4 separate regions of the Homo sapiens genome follow, and all the other regions are linked to region 2. The links are chromatin contacts, found by Hi-C or POLR2A ChIA-PET in ENCODE. All regions are on one chromosome and are shown on one strand. Each heading gives the region's core, a stretch centred on a gene start or an enhancer-like site at or near the end of the contact. The rest is flanking DNA. Distances are from core to core; before and after follow the strand shown.

The links. Hi-C counts contacts between places; a loop is a spot of excess contacts on that map. ChIA-PET counts read pairs that join two places held with the same protein, here RNA polymerase II (POLR2A). Pooled maps may share reads with other maps.
Region 1: a map with no recorded cell type shows a loop between it and region 2 (1.8-fold over the local background). The contact joins the enhancer-like site here to the promoter of LINC01258 in region 2. A Hi-C loop is called at or near these places in 1 of 168 maps with a recorded cell type or tissue (mammary epithelial cell), 11 of 37 single-sample maps with no recorded cell type and 12 of 50 pooled maps. POLR2A ChIA-PET finds 5 or more read pairs at or near these places in 1 of 52 experiments (activated T-cell).
Region 3: a pooled map shows a loop between it and region 2 (7-fold over the local background). The contact joins the promoter of TLR1 here to the promoter of LINC01258 in region 2. A Hi-C loop is called at or near these places in 5 of 37 single-sample maps with no recorded cell type and 8 of 50 pooled maps.
Region 4: a pooled map shows a loop between it and region 2 (4-fold over the local background). The contact joins the promoter of TMEM156 here to the promoter of LINC01258 in region 2. A Hi-C loop is called at or near these places in 5 of 50 pooled maps. POLR2A ChIA-PET finds 5 or more read pairs at or near these places in 2 of 52 experiments (activated CD4-positive, alpha-beta T cell and activated T-cell).

What each region holds. Positions count from the first base shown.
Region 1 is chr4:38,186,947-38,191,538 of GRCh38, reverse strand. No RefSeq gene overlaps it. Among named protein-coding and RNA genes, the nearest start is that of LINC02513, 180 kb to the left of the region's middle. RefSeq lists enhancers at 1,813-1,982, 4,155-4,324. Within about 2 kb of position 1,923, at least 11 of the 41 ENCODE cell types and tissues checked have a DNase peak (open chromatin) inside an H3K27ac peak, as active enhancers do; they include mammary epithelial cell, where a contact is called at or near this core.
Region 2 is chr4:38,521,764-38,526,202 of GRCh38, reverse strand. It overlaps LINC01258 (long intergenic non-protein coding RNA 1258), which reads left to right and starts at 3,023. Exons shown (of 8, transcript NR_110951.1): 1 at 3,023-3,100. RefSeq lists an enhancer at 1,800-1,849.
Region 3 is chr4:38,801,788-38,806,382 of GRCh38, reverse strand. It overlaps TLR1 (toll like receptor 1), which reads left to right and starts at 1,592. Exons shown (of 4, transcript NM_003263.4): 1 at 1,592-1,629; 2 at 2,001-2,077. RefSeq lists enhancers at 592-761, 1,720-1,889, 1,824-1,993, 1,901-2,070, 1,937-2,106 and 2 more.
Region 4 is chr4:39,030,661-39,034,848 of GRCh38, reverse strand. TMEM156 (transmembrane protein 156) reads left to right here and starts at 2,440. Exons shown (of 7, transcript NM_024943.3): 1 at 2,440-2,623. The coding sequence starts at 2,536.

The sequences.
Region 1 (4,592 bases), core at 674-3,173, 330 kb after region 2:
CCTGGTGACAGAGCAATACTCTGTCAAAAAAAGAAGAAGAAGAAGGAGAAGGAGAAAGAGCAAAGAACTTAAGTTTTTCTGAAATATCTTTCACTCCCTCTTTCTTTGACTGCTCTGGGACTATATGTTTTTGTTGGGTTACATTTTAGTCCTTCTCTAAAGTCCTTTGATTTTGCCCTTCTCAGTGTTGGGCACAGAGGCTGGCCCATGATATTATATAAGGTTGATGTAAAAGTAAATGCAAAATCGAGTAATGGCAAAAACCACAATTAACGTTTGCACCAACCTAACAGATGTGCAGACTGGGTTAGCCTCTCTCCTCCCTTCTTTCCTCTGTCAGTCTTGAGAAGCCCATCGTGCTGAAAGGGCGACAGCATGGATCAGGGGCTGACAGGACAACTGGAGGGAGAGAGGCCAATAAAACATCCCCCTAAGCCTCCCTGGACCGAATACCAGCCACATAGTGCTGATCTTGGCTGGAAGCCCACCATTTACCAACCCCCTACGGGCCTCTGGGGTATGGCTAATTAAAGACATGGTTACTCATTTCATTCCCAAGTCACTATTTAAGGAAGCAGAATCATGCCATTCCTACAAGGCCTCTGACCCTACACTAGAGGCAAACAATGCTAAGGCTTGTCCAAGTGGCTGTAAGTACAAGGCTATCCAAAGAGCACGGGAGGGGGCAGAGGAGGGGAGACCACAGGCCCCACAGCTGGGCCAGCTGCTGGACTGTCCCTTCTTCAATGTCCTCCTCTCTCCCTTTCCCCAAGGGGCCAGGATCTAGTGACAACCCCTCTATAACCAACCCCCCTGCCAGGGCAACTCCTGTGTTTTCTGGGCATACTCAGAGTCACACAGCTGACTCAGAAAAAAGCACCAAAACGATCTCCTTTTGAATTTCAACTAGCAGCAATTTGGAGCGTTTGGGATTTTTCAGTTATTCTTTAAGAAGTAAAGAAAAACATGGCTTTTAATCAACTAACTCTTGTTGAGATCTGCTCTATGCCAGGCCTGGTGCTAAGATGAGGAAGAACAATGTATGAAATGTAATTCCTGCCCTCAAAGAGTATCTAGTCTTATAGATGAAATAGACACATAAACAAATAAATTACACCAATGCGGAATAAGCATAAACGCAGATATGTACTAAGCACAGTACAGAGTAGGTGGTGATAACCTCTCACTGACAGGAGAAGAAAGGTATGCTAGAAATCTAAGGCGGGCTTTGAGGGGCAAATGGGAGTTCATCAGGTAACCAAGTGAGGGAAGAACATCCCCAGCAGAGAAAAATCCTATGCGAATTCATTTAGATCACAGAGAAATAGGTTGAACCTACTAGTTCCAGTGGGTCTCAAGCTTTTTTAACAAACAACTCTTAATACAAGATAAATGGGGAATGGGGATGCCTGTTCTGAAACATCCAGTGCAAGCATAAAATGTCTTAGACTGGCCAGGTGTGTTGGCTCATGATTATAATCCCAGCACTTTGGGAGCCCAAGGCAAGAGGATTGCTTGAGGCCACGAGTTTGCAGCTGCAGTGAGCTATGGATTCCACCACTGCACTTCAGCCTGGGTGATGGAACAAGAACCTGTATCTAAAAGTAAAAATAAAAATAATTGATTTTCATTTTTAATTATGCAAGTTATGCATCATGGTTTACAATATTCTCATGTATTATGATATTAAAATAAGGTTGTGCATTTCTAGTCAGTAAGTTTACTTGACTTTCCAAATGTACATTGTCAAATAAAATTGATACTCCACGGAAGAAGCAGCTCCATGTTGACCCCTTGGCTTCACATTTGCCTGACTCATCCCTGGGGTCAGAGAAAGTCAGTTTACACTGCAGCCTGAGAACTAAAAAGCCTCTAAAAGGGGTTGGAGAGCCAGGCTCAGTGACTCACGCCTGTAGTTCCAGTGACTCAGAAGGCTGAGGTAGGAGGATTGCTTGAGCCCAGGAGGTCGAGGCTGCAGTGAGCAGTATCTTGCCACTGCACTCCAGCCTGGGTGTCAGAGCAAGACTCTGGCTCAAAAAAAAAGAGGGGTGGTGACCAGAGACCAGAGCTTTGTCTCTGAATGTTCAAGTGACTTTTCACACTCATATTTAGGACTGTTGACCAGGTGTGACCACAGTCCCAGTATTTCCACTCCTCTGGAGGTTGAAAGTTTTTCCCCATTCCTGTTAGCCCTCTCTGACTACCACGCTGGTTGACTTGAGGAAGATGCCACCTGTGGGGTCAGGGAAGCCAATCAGGCAATGAAAGAGTGGGCAAGGGGAATCTCTCCCACAAAACCAGCATCCAGGGGCCTTCCAAGCTAAGTGTGCAACTGATAGCCAATCAGATGTAGGGCACCACTGGAGGTTTTAAAAAACCACCTCAAATGAGAGGTCATTGATTCTCCAATCCCAATGCTAGGTTACACCCCAGACCAATTAAGTCAAAACTCAGGGAGTGGCATCCAGGCTTAGAATGTATTAAACCTCCCTGGTGATTCCAATGTGCCAACAAATTTGTGAGTCAGTGAGCGAGGTCACTGTGGTTCTCAACCTGGCTGCACGGGAGAGTCACCTGAGGAGGTTTTTATACCTATGGTGGGGGAGCCACGCCCCAGCCCCATAGATCAGAATCTTCCGGGTTTGCGGCTGGGCAGCAGAATGGCCCTTAGACCCGGGAAGGGAGCCAGCCTATCCTGGCCTGTGCCCTGGGGCACCTTCCTTGAAATTTTCCAGGTTGCACATCCGTGCCTACACCTGCAGGAACTGTCAGAATCGTCCCCGGGGGCACCCTGAGCAAGGATCAGGATGCAGGTACCCACAGAGCTTGGTGACTCGTGCCTTTGCAATCGTCACGACTAGGAGGGTGGCCTGGGCCACTCCCACTGCCCAGAGCAATGTTTCTTGCATGAGAGGTGAGGCCACCAGTGGTGCTGATTTGGGGCAATTCACTCACATGGCGTATAGGGCATGTTCAGGGCCCTGGCTACAGACCATCCACCGCAGACCCCACTTGAGTCACATGTGTGGGTTGTGCATGGCTCTCGCCCTCCATGCTGGGATCCTCCTAAGGTCCTCCACACTGAGCAGTAGGGGCTGCGACATTAGCTGTGCACGCCTGATTGCGGCCACCCAGGCCAGCCACCCACACCTGCTGCAGGCTCCACAGTCTTCCCAGGGTGGCTGTCCAGTCCATTGCTCCTAAAGGCAAACAGACCCTGCGGGTCATTGTCCTCTCATCTCCCACAGATGCAGTGATGTCCCGCAGTCGCTGTCGGTCTCAGGCCGTGCCTGATGAGGGTAGACAGTTGCAGGAAGAGGCCTGCTCTTCTCACTCTTTCCACAAGCCACTACCCTACAGGCTGGTGGCACTGCCTGGCAGGCAGGAATGCAGTCCCTATGGAAATATACCACATTTCAGGAAGGTAGTAATTACTGCCTGGTGGATTCAGAACATGGTTGGAAGGTATCTGTATTAGTCTGTTCTCATGCTGCTAATAAAGACATACCCGAGACTGGGTAGTTTATAAAGGAAAGAGATTTAATGGACTTGCAGTTCCACGTGGTTGGAGAGGCCTCACAATCATGGTGGAAGGCAAGGAGGAGCAAGTCAAGTCTTATATGGATGGCGGCAGGCAAAGAGAGCTTGTGCAGGAAAACTCCCCTTTATAAAACCATCAGATCTCATGAAACTTATTCACTATCATGAGAATAGCATGGGAAAGACCCGCCCCCATGATTCAATTATCTCCCACAGGGTCCCTCCCACAACACATGGGAATTACGGGAGCTACAATTCAAGATGAGATTTGGGTGGGGACACAGCCAAACCATAACAGTATCCTACGTTTGTGCTAGAAAACTTTAAAGAGTAAGTTTCACATCACCAAAAAAGAATTATCCTTCACACTTTCTTGCATACTGGGAAAGACTTGCATTTTCTGTTCACCAAGGGGAAAGCACCTTTAACAGACCATTGAGAGCTGATAATCACATCGAACACACCAGATGAGACAGTTGACCCTTAACAATGAAACAACCCTCAAATTAACAGTATTGAGGCAAAGCAGAAACAAAATCTATTCTTTCAATACAAACTGTTCTGAAGAGCCCTGGCATTGTAATAACAGTGTTGCTATCTTTCTCTTACAGTAGGAGATATGAAATTAATCAGGAATGGTACATTTGATGATAAAGAACAGGAAGAGATTCTGTCTAAACCCCGCGAAGAATCTCTATGTGCACTAACTGGACAATACATAAATCATAAGTAACTCTCTTCTACCCATTCTAATTTTTCTTCAATGCATCACTGTACCTCATATGGGCCCATAAATTTTGTCATGCATTTTCTAGTCAGCTTATTTTTATAGATAAGTGCCCCAGCAAACAATGTGTACCGAGGACCCTGCACATGCTAGGGAAAATCCCACTGGGCATCTTGGGTATTTCTTTCAAAATCTTCCAGGTGATTTCCATTTTGTACCCAGGGTTGTGAGTCCCTATGCCAGAAGCGAGAAGGTGGATGTCCACATGTCAACCAGCTGGTTTCAGCCAGCGACAGAGAAGGGCTACAGGGAGTGTTACAGGTGG
Region 2 (4,439 bases), core at 1,774-4,273:
GGGAGTAATTCTCCTCACTTGATGTACCTTCTGCCAGGCTGACAGGATTCTTCCTGCAGATAGAATATGATAGAGACATGATCACCAGGCTTGGCCAGGACAGTGACGTACATGGTGAAGTCACGTATCCAGTGAATGTTCATTGAGTGCCTGCTTTGAGCTGGACATTCAGCTGGTGCTAACTGGTTATAGAGTAGCCAGCACAATACCTGGCCTCAAGGAGCTAATAGTCTGTTCAGAGAGCCGGACCGTGAACGGAATATTATAGTGAAATTATAATTAGGTAACCCTTTTTCCCCCCTCAAGGTCTAAACAGCTAAAGAAGCCCAAATCCCTGCTTTTATGAAAATAGAAACATCAAGCTGAGATCAGGAATTTTAAAATTAACCAAGTCCTTTTATTTACATGATCCTTAGACCTCATGAGTCAAGTATAATTGTCTTCCTTTCAGATAAGAAAACTGAGGCTTAGAGACATTAAGCAATTTGCTTAAAGTCACCTAATTTTCAGGGGTGTCTTGGGACCAGTACCATTCAGATTATTCTCCTAAACCTACTCCTGTATTTTCCATTTTCCAGAAGGCTTGGTGCTTAGGAAGCCAATTCTGAGGCTTTTTAAGGTCCTGAGTTGCCTTTGAAATGATCAAAGAGACAGTTAGACTCAATATGGTTAAGTTATAAATGCGTTTTCTGAGTTTTGATTCTTTGCAAATTAGCCATCCATGGAGGGCACGTGACATAACGGGAGCAGGTCTTGGCACAAAGGCAGGAACTGCAGCAGGGAGGTGGGTGGGCAGGGAGCGAGGGAGATGAGATGCGGGGCTCCTCTGAGCATGGGGAGTGACCTGAGGCTCTGCTCGGGCTGCAGAGGCCAGGCTGGGGAAGGAGGCCCGGTGGCCTGAGGCATAGTGGTCAAAGGACAGTGCATACTCAGGCAAAGTTAAGACCAGCATCGGCACCAATTGGCATTAGTGAGTGTAATTCAGCCATTGGGAACCAGCCAGGATACTAATCTGTGGCCCCAAGCTCAGCAGCCAGTGCAGCCAGGTGAGCTGTACAGCCCAGTGGGAGGAGAAGCTCACCCTCCTTCAGAGGAGATAGGCACCAAGGCGGGGAGAGACCATCCTAGAAGGAGGAAGAGAGATTGGGACATGGCTCCGGATTATTGAGCAGGCTGTGATGTGGGGGATGAGGACACAAGAAAAGAACCAACATTCACTGATCACCTACTCTGTGCCAAATGATTTTACATGCATCATCTCCAGTTCTTTCAACAGTCCTGTGAGGGGGTATTAGTGTCCCCACTTTACAGGTAAGGTCACAATTTGCCAGCGGTCACAGAGTAATCAGAGGCCATAGCAGAGGCAGAATCTGAGCACAAACCTTCCTGACTCTTTGCCCCCAACACAGGGTGGGCAGGAGTTCCCCAAGGGGCTCCAGGACTCCCAGGATGCACACAGTCCAACTCTGGTTGACTTTGTGCCTAAACTCTTCTTTTTTTTTTTTGAGACAGAGTTGACCTGTCACCCAGGCTGGAGTGCAGTGGCACGATCTTGGCTTACTGCAACCACCGCCTCCTGGAGTCAAGCGATTCTCCTGCCTCAGCCTTTTGAGTAGCTGGGATTACAGGCACCCGCCACCACGCCCAGCTAATTTTTGAATTTTTAGTAAGGTGAGGTATCACCATGTTGGCCAGGCTGGTCTTGAACTCCTGACCTCAAGTGATCTGCCAGCCTTGGCCTCCCAAAGTGCTGGAATTATAAGTGTAAGCCAGTGCGCCTGGCCTGTGCCTGAATTCTGAAGTCCCACCTACCATGGTGTATCCCAGGCCACTGATCTATTGCCCCACCTAGAAAAGGAGACAAGTCTGGACCCAGCCAAGCGGGTGAAACTGACAGAGGAGCTGGCGCAGGGAAAGGAAGAAGGGCTGTAGAGAGTATGTGGCAACTTGCAATTAGGTAGAAGAGTCAGTTACTCAGAATACCACATGCCGCAACCATGCCGAAATGAGTTTACTGTAATTCCAGATAAAAACAAAACTGTCGGAGCAGAGACTTAGAGACTCGAGGCAGGGTTGGCTTATTTTTTTTTCTATGGTTTCGATATAATTCAGCACTTTCACTTTGTGAAGATAGACCTGACCTTTATGTGGTCTGGAGAATGCTGACTCAACATCAGGGTAACCAATGGTGCACTCATGACCCGAAACAAGACTGGTGGTTGTCAGGGTTCTTAAAGCTCCACACTTGGGCTCTCCACGATCTCGGAAAACCGTGCCTTTATCAGAAATGACAGCCCTTGTTCAAACAGAGATCTGGATAGGTGCGCATTAATTTCAAACATTTTTTTAAAAAGATATTTTCCTGACTTTGTAAGAGGTAGAGTAGGATGCTGATTTAGCGTAGGTCTTTTTCCCATTTCCTACAGTAGTACAGATGGTGACTGAAGGGCAGATGAAAAAAGAAAAGGGGAAGGAAGGGAGGAGAAAAGAGGAAGAGGGTATGGGGGAAGAGGGATGGCCGGCAAAGGAGGCCCACTTTTACTTCCTTGGAAATATTTCGTTCATTTTGAAAACTCAAACTCAAGTTTCTCCTGGAAAAGAAAAAGGCTTGGGATCTCCCAATTGCCTATTGGTATGATTTTTATCTAGCTCCACTTTTTGATTCTTTAGGAATCAAACCGTGAACTTAATTTTTCCTCCTATTTGAAAAGCATAGGCAAAAGTCCTGCCCTCTTTTCCAAAACAAAATGCAGCATCCACCCCCGACCCCCACCACACCTCAAAGCCCCAAAGTGACATTTTCAACAGACTTATCATAAATCAAATCTGCTGTGCACACCAGTAAATAGTGCCAGTAAGCCAGGTGAACCAAATCAGATTTTTCAGCCTTGACTTCCAGTGGTGAGAACAAGGATGTGCTGACCTAGGAAAAATGACAAGTCATGGGCGCCCTGCACCGGCCCTTTCAGAAGACGTAGAACACTGCAGGGGGTGGAGTCTGGAATAAGGAGAATCTGGAATCAGTGATGACCTAGTTGTCTTGAGGGCCAGGCTGAGGAGAAGCCTGATGGGTTACGCTTCAGAATTTCATGTGCTCATGGTAGGTCCTCTGCATTTTCCCTGTCAGAGTGGATGTTGAACTCTGGTGAGGATGAAAGGGAAGGTCCCAGAAATGACCTATGCTCTTGCTGGGGAGATCCAACATCTGGCTCAAGCCTTAAGCAACAGCCCCCTTGTCCCAGTCTTGATTTTGGACTCTCCATGAAGGCAACCTATCACAGACAGCCTAGAGAAAGCATACCACAGCTCATAAAATGTTGCTAGCATTCTGCCTATTGTAAAATTATCTGTAGGAGCCAACCTGTGTTCTGGAAAGTTATGGGTATAAGACGACGTGTTATAGGTGATTTTGATTTTCTTAATTTGTTTAACAAGCTTGAATTTGAACCCCAACCATTGGATCAAAAATGTCACATTTCTGGCCAGATGTGTTGGCTCACTCCTATAATCCCAACATTTTGAAAGGCCAAGGTGGGAAGATTGCTAGAGGCCAGGAGTTCAAGACCAGCTTGGGCAACATAACAAGTCCCCGTCTCTATAAAAAAAAAAAAAAAGTCACATTTCTCAATTAACTGTGGGTCTGAGCCTTTGCTTTTAAGGGTTGAAAAATCTTATCACAATTACATTTTAGGGAAACCATTCTCTTTCATAAGGTTATAATAACACGCTCCTTGGGACTTATGTGGTGCTTAAAAAATGAGAGAGGAGGCCCTTTTTTTTTTTTTTTTTGAGACAGAATCTCGCCTGTCGCCCAGGCTGGAGTGCAGTGGTGCAATATCAGCTCACTGCAAGCTCCGCCTCCCAGATTCATGCCATTCTCCTGCCTCAGCCTCCCAAGTAGCTGGTACTACAGGTTCCTGCCACCACTCCTGGCTAATTTTTTGTATTTTTAGTAGAGATGGGGTTTCACCGTGTTAGCCAGGATGGTCTCAATCTCCTGACCTCGTGATCTGCCCACCTCAGCCTCCCAAAGTGCTGGGATTACAGGCGTGAGCCACCGTGTCCGGCTGGCCCCTTCTCCATCACTTGTGGTCATTATCCTTCTTGGTGCCTTTGGGACACCGAAATCCAGGGGATCTCCTTTCCTGGTGGCCTGATTTACTATCTGCAAGCTTTGTCACAGACATTCTTCCAGGGTTTGAGGCTGCAGCTTGCAGAATGTAACCATGATAACACCCCAATGTCTGGGAAGCCCTGTGTAAGTGGGGCAAGGATTTCAAAGAAACTCCAAGCCTCCACCCCGCTTCATAACACTGAGAAATCAGCTTACATGGTTTAGGTCTTTGCCCCTTCCAACTCAAAGCACCAGCTCCTATATCCTTCTGCTCTGGTGCAAATGAGTTGAACCCCTCCTCTTTGGCCCCTTTATTAGCGTGCAA
Region 3 (4,595 bases), core at 343-2,842, 280 kb before region 2:
TGCCTGCCTCAGCCTCCCAAAGTGTTGGGATTGTAGGCATGAGCTACCATGCCCGGCCTGAATTATACACTTTAAACGGGTGTATTTTTTATCGTTTGTGAAATTTTTTATGGAAGGTGAAATTTTTTATGGTTTGTGAATTATATATCAATAAGGTTTTGTTAAAAAAAAACACAACTAACTACAGATTACATCTAATTGACAGCATATTTTTACTGCCCTGAATCCAAAAAGAAATGCCCAGGTATGGGCTAGGGGTGGGCAGAGACACACACACTTGTAATCATGTACACAACTGGGAGTAGTGGGGATGAGTCTGTGGGGAAAAACAGGAATTCAGAGTGCTGAGAAGCTTCCCTTACTGCCCTGCCCACTTCCCTCCCCTGGGCATTGCTCCCTCAGCCTGGATTCACAAAGTCAATGCCTTTGGGAGCCAGGAACTAAATTCTTAGTCAAAGACACCTCCCTCCTGTCCAGTTATGGGTCTCAGGGAGGAAATGGCAGGTGGGTGGTTTCATTCTTTCAGTTTCAGAAAATATCTGTAGACATAACATATTTCCTCTATTAAACAAATTCTGAGGTAAGGGGAAACAGAGAGAGACAGTCAGAACATTATAAGTCGAAAAGAATCTCAGCATTCTTAGTTTAGGGAAGTTGGCCTTGCTCGCTGTGTGGTAGAAAAGCTGATTACGGGAGAGAACCGTGGAGGGAAGGAAGGGAGGCAGTTTTGTCATCCCCACATCCGGTTTTGACTGGACACCATGCAGGCTGAGATCAACTTCAGAGGCAGTCAGCTGGAATCCCATAGCTTTATTTGCCCATTTATTGTGTTGTTATTTTGTTGTTGTCATTACTGGAAAAGGCAAGAGTAGAGCTATCAGAATGTCTTCCTTGAACATGCTGTCAACAAACCCCAGGATTTTTATAAACCCTATGTGAAAAACACGCTAAGAATCTCTTTTCTTCTTAGCATATTTTTCACTTAGGGTTTACAAAAATATGTTTTGAAGAAAGCTTGAAAAGATCAGTGGAAAAAAATTCAGCACCAAATTTTCTCTGAAAATCAACTTGTCAAAAAAGACGTGATTAACATCCATCCTGTAACCAGCACATGAATGATCTTCCCTCTTTACGAGTGTGCTTCAGCAAAACTTTAATCTCGACCCCTCCCTCTTTCCACTTTTAATAGTGGATGGATGAAAAGGCAAGAGGAAAAACAAAGCAGCCGAAACACACCCAGACGCACACTTCTGCCAAGCATAGCCACCACGGTAAGCATTTTGAATTCAGCCAATTATGATCTGTGGATTATTAACATTACCTCATTTACTTCATCAGTGTAGACAATAGTAAACTGACTGTAGTGAAATTTGGAACCATAGAAACGTGATTCTATTTTAATACAGGCCTATCAGGTAACCCACAGACTATGCTACATATGAATAAGAGAAAATAAGTTTATTCTTAACTATGTAATGTAATTCCAGTGGAATTCGGTAGGTGGCATAAAACAGCCTTTTTGTTTTGTTTTGTTTTCAACACCAAATGTGGTTAACAGTGAAATAAATTCAAGGAAGTGCTTGAATTTCTTACAGACTGCCAAATGGAACAGACAAGCAGGTTGTCTTGGTAAGCAACACATTCTTTTCTTTTGTAAAAGAAAATAATTGTATAGCTAGTTATTAAGTACAGAAGTCTCAAAAATCTGTGTAAGTCCTGGGTGTTTTTCTAAGTGGGTTATATTTCTGATATGTATATAGTTACTGTGTAGTTTGTACTGGCATTTGTGTATCAGTTCTGAGTCCTAAATCAGAGAAAGTCCCCACACTCCTCTGGGAATAACACCTCGTGTGTGATTTGCTTATAGGAAATATTTTTGAGTTGGGAAATGAATATTTGGGTCACACACGTCTTCTGGTTTTCTTCCAGAGCAGCTGCTAGTTGTTGATTTTGACAGCATTTCTCTTCACCTAATCCCGCCATTTGTATTCTCTTCTCAGTGTTAAAGAAAATGAGATATAAGTCAGTTACTCCCGGAGGCAATGCTGCTGTTCAGCTCTTCTGTTTTTGTGGCCAGGTTTGTTTCAGTTTTTCTCTCTGGGGCCTTCCCACTAGCTAGTCCTTCTGTTTCTCAGGCCACTAACACTGTTCTGGGGAGCTAGACGTGAGGTAGAATTGCAGGTTTTGAAAATGTTTCCCAGGCTACATCCAATTTGGTCAAAAGACTTGAAAGTGAATTTGTTTTATAACAAAGCAAGAGTTCACAAAACCGCATAGAAAGCAAAGCAGAACAGTTCTTGAACTGTCTCAGATTCTTTTAACCTTTGGTTAATAGCTATTTGGTCTTGTGCAGAGAAGGCCCTTAGTAAATATTTACAGGACTAAACTTAATGGGCCAGATAGATTGTATGGGTATTGTCCATTAAGACCAGTCAAAGCCTTGATTTGATGCCTCCAAAGTCTCCAAAAGAAGACAAATTAAATGTATTGATTCATTGTATCATATAATGTGAGGCTAAACCTATCATAATAATGAAAATTCACAGAAGCTCACCTAGAGGCATTTTACACTTTCAAATTAAAGCATCCTTTTCTGCTCAGCTTATTTTTTGGATAGTAAAAGAGTTTAAAGGTTCTAAAATAGATGAGGCTCAGTCATGGTCATTAAGACGTTGATCAAAAAATTCTTTGGTCTAGGAAACTGAGACATTGATTTTCATGGATTTAGCAAGTTTGGTATATAAAATTCAAAGATCCTGGAAGTATTAAAAATCAGTTATTCCTGTGTATAACATTTTGATTTCTTAATTATAGAAATAAGAATGGTTTCATAAACTGAGTACTTAAAATTAATGACTTTAAATGAAAGGGCAAGATGGAGGTTAGGCAAATAGAAGATATTTGAGTCAATTAATTTAGCTCGACATAAAACTGAAGCTATGCTTTCATTAAATGCTTGCGTTAGCAGTGGTGAATCCATATGGGTCGTAGAAACTTAATTCTTGCCTCCTCAGTGGAAAGAATTTGTGTGAGGGGCATAAGGCAGAGTGAGAGACCGAGGCAAGTTTTAGAGTAAGAGAGAGAGTGTCACGCCCAGGGCCAGGTTCCAGCCCATACTGAGGTCTGAGGGGAGGGGGTGGATGAGCAGATAGCTGAAAGAACACTCAGGGGGCCGTAGGCAGGTGAAAGGTGATTTTATTCAGCAACAGCTCTCATTAGCAGCTTACTTACAGTAGTTCTCTCAGACTGTCCGCCTTGTCCTGGCTGCTTAGTTCGGCAGCTTCCACACACAACTGTGCGTCCGGCTCTCCCTTGCCCTCAGGGTCAGCAGCTTAACTCTTTCTCTCTCTGGGTACAAGCAAGCCGAGCTGTGTCCTGGCTCCCCTCAGTCCATCTGCAAAGATGGACAGCTTTGGCTCTCTCTCTCTCTCTTTCTCTGGCTGCCAATGCACCTGTACAGCGTCAGCAGGGCAATTATACCATTTACGGACAATAGTGGCTTAGAGCCAAGGGATGAACCTTCCCTATGTTATGGCTATGGTAAGCTTCTCTATGTTATGTCTACATGGCTATGATAAAAAGTGAGTTATACGCCTGCGCTCTAAACTCGCTGAGTCACTCTGGATGTTTACCTTGGCCTATCCTTGACCAAAGCACAGCCATATTCCTTACAGAGAGTTTATTAAGAAGTTTTAGATCAGGAACGAAAGGAAATAAAGTACACTTGGAGGAGGGCCAAGTGGGCAACTTGAGAGATCCAAGTGCCCAGTTTAACCTATTACTTGGGGCTTATTTGTTGGCAGGCTTCTGGAGTCTTGCGTCTCTTCTCCCCTGATTCTTCCCTTGGGGTGGGCTGTCTGCATGTGCAGTGGCCTGCCAGCCCTTGGGATGGGCTGCACACACACTGTGTTTACTGAAGTTGTGTACATGCTCATTGGAGACATTTTTCCCTTGCCAGACAAGTCTTCCTAGAGGAAGGTCACATACCCGTTGAAGTCCGCCATTTTGCCTCTTGGTATGCATGCTCAAGCCTGCTTGCCCAGCTCCTGAGAGTTTGTCAGGAGTCTGCTAACCACCAGCTTCAGGTGTGTTTTCTATCTATTAGGAGACTGACTTTCCCTGATGCTGGCTGCAAACAATTATTATTCTAGAGAGACTGTTTTTTTGTTTTTGTTTGTTTGTTTTTGAGACAGAGTCTAGCCCTGTTGCCCAGGCTGGAGTGCAATGGCATGATCTTGGCTCACTGCAACCTCTGCCTCCTGGGTTCAAGCAATTCTCCTGCCTCAGCTTCCCCAGTAGCTGGGATTACAGGCACCTGCCATCACGCCCGGCTAATTTTTGTATTTTTAGTAGAGACAGGGTTTCACCATGCTGGCCAGACTAGTCTCAAACTCCCGACCTCAAGTGATCCACCTATCTCAGCCTCCCGAAGTGCTGGAATTACAGGCGTGAGCCATGGCCCCCGGCTTAGAGAGACTGTTTAACAACTGCCTGATCATCACCTGATGGTCACCTGATATTCCTGGTTGGGGGGCCCCTCTCCTGTCCTGCTCATGTCTGCCTAAGTACCTACTCTAACACTTGGGGGCAGGCAG
Region 4 (4,188 bases), core at 1,191-3,690, 510 kb before region 2:
GTTTGCTATGATTATTATTTTATAAGTGGCCCTTCTTGACAAATGTTCCCACACAGTCTGACAGTGGAGGTATAATGGAGTGTTGGGTTGAGAGTTAGGTTTGACACCTAGCTTCACCCTTTATTAACTATGTGACTTTTGAGCCCTTACTTGACTTCGCTATACCCCATATTCTTTGTCTATCCAATTGGAATAACAGCAACTCCCTGAGAGAGTTGCTGGGGAATTGGATAAAATAATTCATACAAAACATTCAACACTGCAGTAGCACATAGTAAATGTTCAGTAAATGCCATCGATTGTTGCTGCTGCTGTTGATCCAATAAAGACCTTTCCACAGAATATAGTGAAGGGATAGAGGACAGTTTCAACTAGGAAAAAAAATTACTCATATAAAGTATATAAAAGCGTATATTTCGTATATTAATAAATATGTAGAAGTTAAATTTAAACTATCCTTTTTAAGGCTGCTATTTATAATTTTCTAAAAAGTATATTGCTTTTGCTTTCCTAGGGTAGAGCACCTCCTTGATATAAAAGATCCTCTCAATTTTAAACATTTGTATCTAACACAGAATGCATAATTATTTAATTAAGACGTTTGGTCTTGATTAGAAATAGAAACACATTAAAGTATTTTTGAGAACCTGGATCTCAGATATGAAATATAAGACTTAGGAAAGTTAAACACTAGCGTAGTAGCAACAACCTCTTGTGTTTGAGATTCGTTAATCTCTTATTCCTTCATTGAAATAGGAAGGAGAAGCTTGCAGTGGGTAAGTAATTGCAGATTTGTAGCCATTTCTAGCAGTTCCTAGAATCCCCTTTATAATCTAATATTTGTGTTTTTAAAAAATAATCTAATATTTGTAAAAGTGCTTTGGAAATTGTAAAACAAAACTATGGAGATGTGGGCCATTAGTATTATCATCAACCCTAACAGGATGTTAGAGAGTCAGATGTTGCCACTTCAAGGGAGATGACCGAGTTTTGGTGCATTTCAGGAAGCCAAAATCAGGCTGCAAGTAAACTTTGTATTTAAGAATAAATGAGACCGGGCTTGGTGGCTCACGCCTGTAACTGCAGCACTTTGGGAGGCTGAGGTGGGCAGATCACGAGGTCAATAGATCGAGACCATCCTGGCTAACATGGTGAAACCCCGTCTCTACTAAAAATACAAAACATTAGCTGGGCGTGGTGGTGCATGCCTGTAGTCTCAGCTACTCAGGAGGCTGAGGCAGGAGGATCACTTGGATCTGGGAGGCAGAGGTTGCAGTGAGCCAAGATTGCACCACTGCACTCCAGCCTGGAGACAGATTGAGACTCCGTTTCAAAAAACAAAAAACAAAAACAAAAGAATAAATGATTAAATTGATAAACTATACATTATTTCGTGTAATATTAGAAATACAATGAAGAACTGTGTTTCTCTGCATAAAACTTTTAGGTACGTGTTTTATACTCTGTTACAAAATAGTTGGGTGGAAAAACTCCCACCATATACAAAATGAAAAGGCAAATGACAACCTGGGAAAAATGTTTGCAAAACATATGCAAAGATTTCATATTCCCAATAGAGAAAAAAGTCTTATAGATCAACAGGAAGGATATAAATGCTGCAATAAAAGACATGAACATGCAATTAACAAAAGAAATTCAAATTGCCAGCAAATATTAAAAATCTTTAGAATTACTGTCAACCAAACAAATGCAAATTAAACAATACTTTTTTTTCCTTTTAAATTGGCAATGGTTAAAATGTTTCTATCTTCTAGATGTACTATTTTCTGAACACCAGAATTCAGCACAGCACCTGGCACCAAACAGGATCGACAATCATTTAATAAGTAAATGAATGAGTCATGTGCATGCAACCTAGACATGACTGACATTCACCCTTTTATTTCTTTCTCTCTTGAGAAGGGATCTCACTCTGTCACCCAGGCTGGAGTGCAGTGGCCTGTCATGGCTCACTGCAGTCTCAAATTTCTGGGTTCAAGTGATCCTCAGCTTCCTGAGTAGCTGGGACTACAGGAGTGCACCACCACACCTAGCTATATTAAAATTATTTTTGTAGAGAGGAGGGCTTGCTCTATTGACCAGTCTGGACTCAAACTCCTGAACTCAAGTGATCCTTCTGCCTTGGCCTCCCAAAGTGCTGGGATTACAGATGTGAGCCACTTCGCCCAGCCCACCGTTTTATTTTTGTGAGTATACTGTGGGTTTATATTTATAAATTGGGTGGGGAGAAGATCCCCTTGCTTCTTGAGATCATTTATTTACCTTTCTTGCTTAGAAAGACAAATAAATGGTCTGAAAGTGCTTATTTGGGGGGTAGTTTTTTTTTTTAATGGGAAGTGACTCAAAAGTGAAGTCTCAGTTCAAGACCTTTTTTTTTTTTTAAGTCTTACTCAAAAGGAAGTGAGTATGAGGTGAACTGCATTAACCTAAAGTGCTGCAGAGATAAACTTAAAGCAGGAAGCAACATACCATGAATGTACTGCAAGGGAACACATTTGTGTCATGTGAAGAGACATGACAAAAACAGCCCTCCTTAAATTATTTGTGGCAATAGTGATCACATTCATTTTAATTTTGCCGGAATATTTCAAGACACCGAAAGGTGAGTATATAATTGTAATCTAGCTTTCCTTTCTTAATTTAAAAAAATTAGTGTCAGCTAGTGGTTACAGAAAAGATCCTCTTTTTGGACACATGCTGCATAGGCTGAAGTTCTAGATCTGAAAAACTAATAAAACAAGATTGCAATTTTAGTTGACTGTTATATAGTACAGTAACCTAATTCATAGTACTTAATTATCATAGCATACCTAAAAATGAAAATATTTAAAATCTGTAGTCTAGATTTCAGACATTGAGATTACAATAATTGCATCATGATTTTGCTCTTTGAAACACTTTCTTCAAAGCAGTTTTTTTTTATTTTTTTATTTTTTATTTTTTTTTTTTGAGATGGAGTCTCTGTCGCTCAGGCTGGAGTGCAATGGCCTAATCTTGGCTCACTGCAACCTCTGCCTGCCGGATTCAAGCAATTCTCCTGCCTCAGCCTCCGAGTAGCTGGGATTACAGGCGCCCACCACCATGCCTGGCTAATTTTTGTATTTTTAGTAGAGACACGGTTTCACCATGTTGGCCAAACTGGTCTTGAACTCCTGACCTTGTGATCCACCCACCTCGGCCTCCCAAAATGCTGAGATTACAGGCTTGTGCCACTGTGCCTGGCCCAAAGCAGCTTTAAGTATGCTTTTTACATTTTGGAATTCTTTAATGAAGAAAGTGATATTTATTGTGTTAAAAATGCTAGAATTCCCTTTACTACAACTATTTCACACAGATAACTTACCGTCACCTTTTGACAAGAAAAAGCGTTTATATATTTTGAAAATACAATCAAAATAAGGTGAGTGGAAATTTAAACAGATGTATGTGTATGTATTTGTAACTGGAGAAAAATGGAACAAAATTAACTTTGTGAACGTTTCAGAAAATTGTGATATAATTGCTGAAACCTAGATTAGGAAAATAAATAGGTATAAATTTAAACTATTTTGATGTTAGCAAAGGACTTGAAAATTTATTAATGTGAGGTTCAAATGGTAATTGTGCTCCCTAGCATTTAATAAGAAGAAAAGGTGAAAAGAAAAGGCTGTATTCTATCATTAAATAGTCTTTATATGAATTTGATTAAAATCAGAGAAAAACTCATATTTGATTATTTGCTGCAATGAATATTTATTGTTGCATATATGTAATGCTAAATAGCCAGATAAAAATATTTTTGCTAATTATATTTGATGACATATTTCAGTGATTATTTGATGTTGCATTTACATGATGCTAAGTAGCGAGTTAAAAATATTTTTGCTAAATAAACACTATGACTACAATTTGGTTTTCTGGCATTATGTTACTTAGATGAAGCAATCATAGCACATATTTTCAGTGCTTGATTCCACTGGGTGAAAATGTGTTATAAAGAGAATAGTTAGAATAAAGATAATCTATTTTTAAGATATTGTGGGCTGAGAGTAAGCTCATTTAATAGTTATCCGGAGTAGGTTCTATCTATATATCTATCTAGCTAGCTAGCTAGCTATCGATCTACACCTAGCACCTCTTAAAAATCAGGTTGGATCTAATAAAAACCAGGTAATCATCCCAAAAATG